Regions from separate parts of the Homo sapiens genome. Here region 2 is linked to region 1. A link is a loop called in an ENCODE intact Hi-C map of the cell type or tissue named here. Cell type or tissue: GM12878. All regions are shown on one strand. Each heading gives the region's core, and the rest is flanking DNA. Links, peaks and the distances in the headings are about the cores only. Region 1 overlaps LOC107986023 (a long non-coding RNA gene). Region 2 overlaps LOC107986023 (a long non-coding RNA gene).

Region 1 (2,925 bases), core at 223-2,722:
GTGTTTAGCAGGCTGCTGGCTTCTGCCCACAATAAAGAGGCATCTCTGAAGGTTCTGATATTTTTAAAAAGAGAAGCAAAAGGGCAGTTAGTGGATCTCAAGGGTTCGTATGAACGACACATTTCCCTGCCCCCACAATCCCTAGGGCTGCCTCTCTTTCCAGGGCTTCAAGTTGGCCCAGGGTATCTGGCTTTCTATACTTCTTGTTTTTCTGGGTCATGAACTGGCAGGGAGCATGCAGCACTGTGCCCTTAGCATTCAGGTGTTTCACAAGCACACTGCTTCTCTCTTGCCCTCATTAGAGTCAGCTGTCTCCAGCATACAGAGAAGGACGTGCAGAGCCTCTGTATGCATGTAGCATGGTGCACCTGGAGAGGTGACAGAAGGGCAGGGCCTCCTCCTAGGAGCCAGCTCCAGTAGCAATATGTAAATGACTTCTTGGAATTGCCAGGCTGGTCCTGGTGAGTCTGGAAGATCACCTTGCTAGTGGGCCCAATGCCAACCTGACAGATGGCCTGGGCTGCTTGCAGCACAACCAGGTTTAGGCCATCAAGTGTGTTCCCTGAAGGCAGGTGACCCATCCAGGAGTGTCAGGGAGGCTGTCCAGGGGGACAACTAAGGCTGCAATGTAATTTCCCCAGCTCTGCCTACCTCCTCTTCCCCGCAACTTGCAGTGCTCTCTAGGAAGAGGGAAAAACCAGGGCTTGCTTTCACCCTTAAAGAAAACTCTGGGTCACATAATTTTTGTTGATGTCCAGTCTGTTTTCTACATGACAGCCCCTCACAGAAGTGACCAAATGTTTCCATCAAAGGAACCAGCTACTGTAAAGTTTAAAAGGATAATAAAATAGTAATGTCTATTTGGGGCCCTAGTTTAGAAAAACCCTGTGATCTCTATAAAGTATTAAGAAAATATTGAACTTTCAAATTTTATGATTTCATGTCCTCTAAGACCACAGACCTCTTGGCATTATTTTTCTTTTGTTCTTTTTTTTTTAAGCATGAATCTTTTTTTTAATAAGAGTTAGAAAGTAAACATAAAACATTTTCTCTCACTTACATTCATAGTTTTTAAAAGCCTAGGGAAAGTTAATGTTTCTGAATTCAGCCTGTGGATTTGAGATAAGGATTCAAGGAGAGAAGGCTTTTAACTCAGAACAGAATCTGTTTGCAGCTATTGTTCAATTAATGTAAAGTATCTGGTTACTGGGCATGTTGCATAATGCATCACAGTGCAAGCCAAACGTTTTCAGTGCTGACAACGAGCTCCTTGATAACAATGAAGAGTGAGGTAATTTGTTAAATTTTTTTGGAAGTCCCCTATAACAGTCTTCTCAAGACTGAATGAATCAACACTTTCCAGCTCAGACCGCAACTGAGCTGTGTGTCTGTGTGTGCGCATGATGATAAGAAATCTAGAAGGAAACTGGGAAAACCACATCTCATGCCCTGTTTAAGAACTAGAAAAAGTGTCAGAAGAATTAAAATTAAGCCTCACGAGAGTCTGTGGGTATGGAAAGTCACCAGCTAGCTAATATTAACATAGCTTGCAACAGAACACTGTTGCTAGAAATAGGACAGTCGCATCACTACCACTAAGCAATTTGCATTCTGTGGACCAGCCCCTGAATTCCTATTGCCCTTTGGGCATTGCATTTCTGGACGCTTCTAGACAGTGTTCATACTTGGCTGTCTGGTTTCACCAGGAACTCTACCCAAAAGAGGAAACAGCAAGGAGAACATTTGCTTTGTTTGTAGGAGGGAAGTTGTCGAGCTACAAACAAATCTTTAGGCATCTGAGGAATTGCTAAGTTTCTAATTTCATATGGTTGCTGACAAGGAGGTGCAGACAAGGACCCTCTTGCTTTCCTCACTATGGATAGTCTGTTGCCTCCATCTAGATTCTCTTATTTCAAAAAATATCCTCTCCATGCAATTAGGAGATATTTATCGACGCTGAGAAACCAAAGAGCCGAAGAACAGGTATCATTTTGTTTATATTATCTTTAAAATGAACGGGTGCTTGTTCCTTGTTGCTTTTACGTCGCTTAGTGATTTCATTTGTGCTGGTTTACATGTTTATAGGTACAGGTCAGATCCTGCTTGTGGCTGTTCAGACTTGGCAATCAGAAAGCAAGCAGGCTTGTGAGAATTTATTTAAACTTGGAACATTCAGATCCTGAGATTAAGCGGAGTTCTGTAATGAAGCCACATGCTTTCTTTCTTCTAAAGAGCTACTCTATCAAAGTTAAATTTTGAATTCTTTGATCATTTTCCAATGCCTCAGATACAAAATTTGACACTATTAATATCTCAACAAAGAAAGTATCAGACCCTAGAAGTACACTTGTCTTCTTGTATTTATGGTTATGTTTACATAGCCAGAATTTGCAAAACAAAAAACATTTTATAAACTATAATAACCTTAAACAGATCATTAACAAGCTATAAAGATCATTCAGAAGCAGTTGGTCATTTTTGTGTGTGTAAAAGGTAGGAGGTAGAGCACTGCCATATTCAGTCTTTTTAGCCAATCAAAAGCTATGATTTCCAGCAGGAGACACTATCACTTGGGAATATAAGCATTTTTAAAACTGTTAAAATGTCTGATCACATCTCATTTAAAATCATGCAGTCATTTTTATGGTGTGAGATTTATATCATTCCATTTCTTTGATCTCCAAAAAAGACATTTCTAAAAATGATTTTTATGAATTTTACCAAATTGTTAGAAGAAGTAGCAATATCTGATCCATTTAAATCTAGTGATTCATTTAGGAAGAAGTGTGGCGGTGGTATACAAATGTGAAGGACAAATGTATAGCCATACCAAAGACCCAGCAGTCATAAATTGCTTGTGCATTGTGCTTGTAACTAGAACTGCAAAACTATGCAGGAGATATCACCAGTGTCCTGTATTTTTTT
Region 2 (2,925 bases), core at 126-2,625, 71 kb before region 1:
TAAAAATCTTCAAAATTAAATTTAATTTAATAGGCTCAAATGAAAAATAAACTGTTATATATAACATTATATACATAACAAAATATCATTTAGCCTTAAAAAAGAAGGAGATCCCAGAATTTGCAACAACATTGATGAACCCGGAGGACATTATGCCAAGTGAAACAGGACAAACACAAAAAGCAAAATATTGCATGATCTCACTTATACGTGGAATCTTTTTTTGAAAGTTAAATACACAGAGATGGAGAATAAAACAGTGGTTTACCAAAGATGGGGGGTTAGGAGGAGATAGGAAATGGGGAGATGTAAGTTAAAGGATACAAAGTAGTAGATACGTAGGATGCCCAAGTCTAGAGATCTAATGTACAACATGAGGACTATAGTTAATAATATTGTATTATATTTAGGATTTTTGCTAAATTAGTACATTTTAGCTGCTCTTGCCATACACAGAAAAAATGCATAACTATGTGAGATGATGGATATGTTAACTTGTATCACTATAGTAAGCATTTTATTATCTGTATGTACCTCACACATCATGCTGTACACCTTAAATACACACAATAAAATGTTTAAAAATATGTAACCACATCAGAGAGTAATTTGATATAGTTGAAGATATATGAGACTCTGTACCCCAGAAATTCTGCTTCTTCATCTATCCTTAGAGAAACTGTCCCACATACATATTTAAGAATATTATTTGAAGCACTGTGTTATAATAGGAAAAAATTGAAACATAAATGCCCATTAACAAGAGAATGGATACAACAATGAAAATTAATAAACTAGATGTATTAACATAGATAGATTCCAGGCCAGGCATGGTGGCTCACACCTGTAATCCCAGCACTTTGGGAGGCCAAGGCAGGATGATCTCTTGAGCCCAGGAGTTCAAGACCAGTCTGGGCAATGAGACGCCCTCTCTACAAAAAATTTAAAAATTAGCTGGGCATGGTGGCATGGCCAGTAGCCCCAGGTACTCAAGGGGCTGAGGTGGGAGGATTGCTTAAGCCCAGGAAGTCAAGACAGCAATGAGCCATGATTGTGCCACTGCAATCCAGCCTGGGTGACAGAGAAAGACCGTGTCTCAAAACAGCAACAAAAATAGATTCCCAAAATGAAACATCCAGCGAGAAAATCAAGTTAGTGGATGAGATGCCATATAGTATAATAACATTTATAAAACTTTGAAAAGACACAACAATTCTAAATATTTTTCATAGATCTAGACATGGAGCATAAGCATTAAAATATGCATAGAATGAATCAACATTCATTCAATCATTCAAATCAACATCAAAATAGTGGTTGCCTCTGCAATGAGGGAGGTAAATAGAACTAGTGTAGAGAATTAAGGGGACTATGTGTTTATTATATTTTTTCTTTTTTAAAATGGTCTGAAGCAAATACTACAAAATAATACAATTTGGGAATTCTAGATAGCCATTCTACAGATGTTTATAATACTTCTCTATTTATTTATGTTTAAAATATTTTAGTAAAAAAACAAACATTTACCATAGTTTCTAAGGGGTTAAAAATAGAGCCTAGTAAGGAAGGCTGCAATTAAGGACAAAGAGGCTTGAGGACATAAATGAACCCAGACAGCGCTGTGCTCCAGAGACTGTGAATTATTGTCAAAGCCTGGCTATGCATCATTTAGAGAGGAAAGTGGTTCCCCTTCAAGGCCAGCTGTGGTTATTTACCAGTAAGAGTGATAGTTTACACCTGTCAGACAATGTTTATTTCTCTAGAAGTTAGGTAGAGTTTCTGTAATTCACATTCTAATACTGCTTGTCTTTGGTAAATCCTGCCACTCACACAGTCATGAGACTAAAAATAATGAAGCATAATTCAGTTTCTAGTAAAATAGGGCATGTACAGACTATAAAACAAAATTGCTAGATGAGCCAAAGCAAATCCTTTTGGTGCAAAATTCTTATTTCCTTTGTGGTCTTTTCTCACAGCCAGATTCTTGTTAGAAAGAATTCTAAAATACATCTTTTGTAGACTTGGGAGCCAACTCAGAGTTGGCCCCAAAATGAGATAATTTTAGCACGAATAAGGGTAGTATCTGTCAGATTTCTAAACACATGAAATATGTATAAATCAATGAGTCAATTCTCTCTCTCTCGCTCTCACACACACACGTGCGTGCATGCGCTAATTGATCACCTTGGAGATGCTAGCAAACCAATTACTTATTTTGGAAATTAGTAAATAAAAGGAAAGAACTATTTATCCTTCCTTTCCTATATGAACTCTATCACTACATAATCAAATGGTAGATAAGGCAAACTTTCTCATTAAAATTTTCAGCAAATAAATGAAGAAGGAATGTGACAATAGGAATACTGCCGTTTTGCAATTTGTAAATAATTAAATCATTTGGGCAATATGCAACCAAAGCTGCTCAAGGCACAGAAAGAGAGACAACCAAACATTGTGTGTCTCCTGATGAAGTATATACATCATCGCCTGTGAAATAGTCTTGCTAAAACAACCAAACTTGAATCTGACTAGTTTTCAAGATCCAAATATCAATTCATAGGAATACAGAGGGCAGAGGAACCTGTGAAAAGGGGATATAATCAGTAAACCCAGACTGTTGGAAAACATGGGAGAAATAATCATGTTTCTACAACAAATAATTGCAAGGCAAGAGAGGGAAGAAGAAGAAACCTATAAATTAAAAGACTCAAAAGGCAAACTTTAAAAAAAACAAGCAAAACGAAATGGCAGTTTAGTAATGCACACTTGGGTTGTGAAACTACAGAAAAATAAGAAAGTGAATATCATAAAGTCAACACAGTGCTTACTGTTGGGGGAAGGATGAGTTGAAACTGGGACTGAAAACGTGTAAGATTTGTGGAGTATCTGGAGAGTCTCTGGCTTCTGACACGAATGGTGGTTGTA

Evidence for each region. Peaks named below come from ENCODE experiments on the same cell type or tissue, not always from the same donor. Only the 100,000 strongest peaks of a DNase experiment are listed, where the experiment ranks them.
Region 2: a loop joins it to region 1, with 2.9 times the contacts of the local background. A loop is called at or near these places in 4 of 110 quality-filtered maps.

What each region holds. Positions count from the first base shown.
Region 1 is chr3:130,848,946-130,851,870 of GRCh38, forward strand. LOC107986023 (a long non-coding RNA gene) reads right to left here. Exons shown (of 3, transcript XR_001740492.2): 2 at 1-54. It also overlaps a transcript of ATP2C1 not described here. Among named protein-coding and RNA genes, the nearest start is that of ATP2C1, 44 kb to the right of the region's middle. RefSeq lists an enhancer at 1,237-1,316. In GM12878, for the core only: no CTCF peak of the experiment used is centred there; DNase peaks (open chromatin) are centred at 285 and 1,406; H3K4me3 peaks cover 1,341 bases; H3K27ac peaks cover 2,432 bases.
Region 2 is chr3:130,777,548-130,780,472 of GRCh38, forward strand. The region is part of intron 2 of LOC107986023 (a long non-coding RNA gene); the gene reads right to left. Among named protein-coding and RNA genes, the nearest start is that of PIK3R4, 32 kb to the left of the region's middle. In GM12878, for the core only: no CTCF peak of the experiment used is centred there; a DNase peak (open chromatin) is centred at 1,674; H3K27ac peaks cover 268 bases.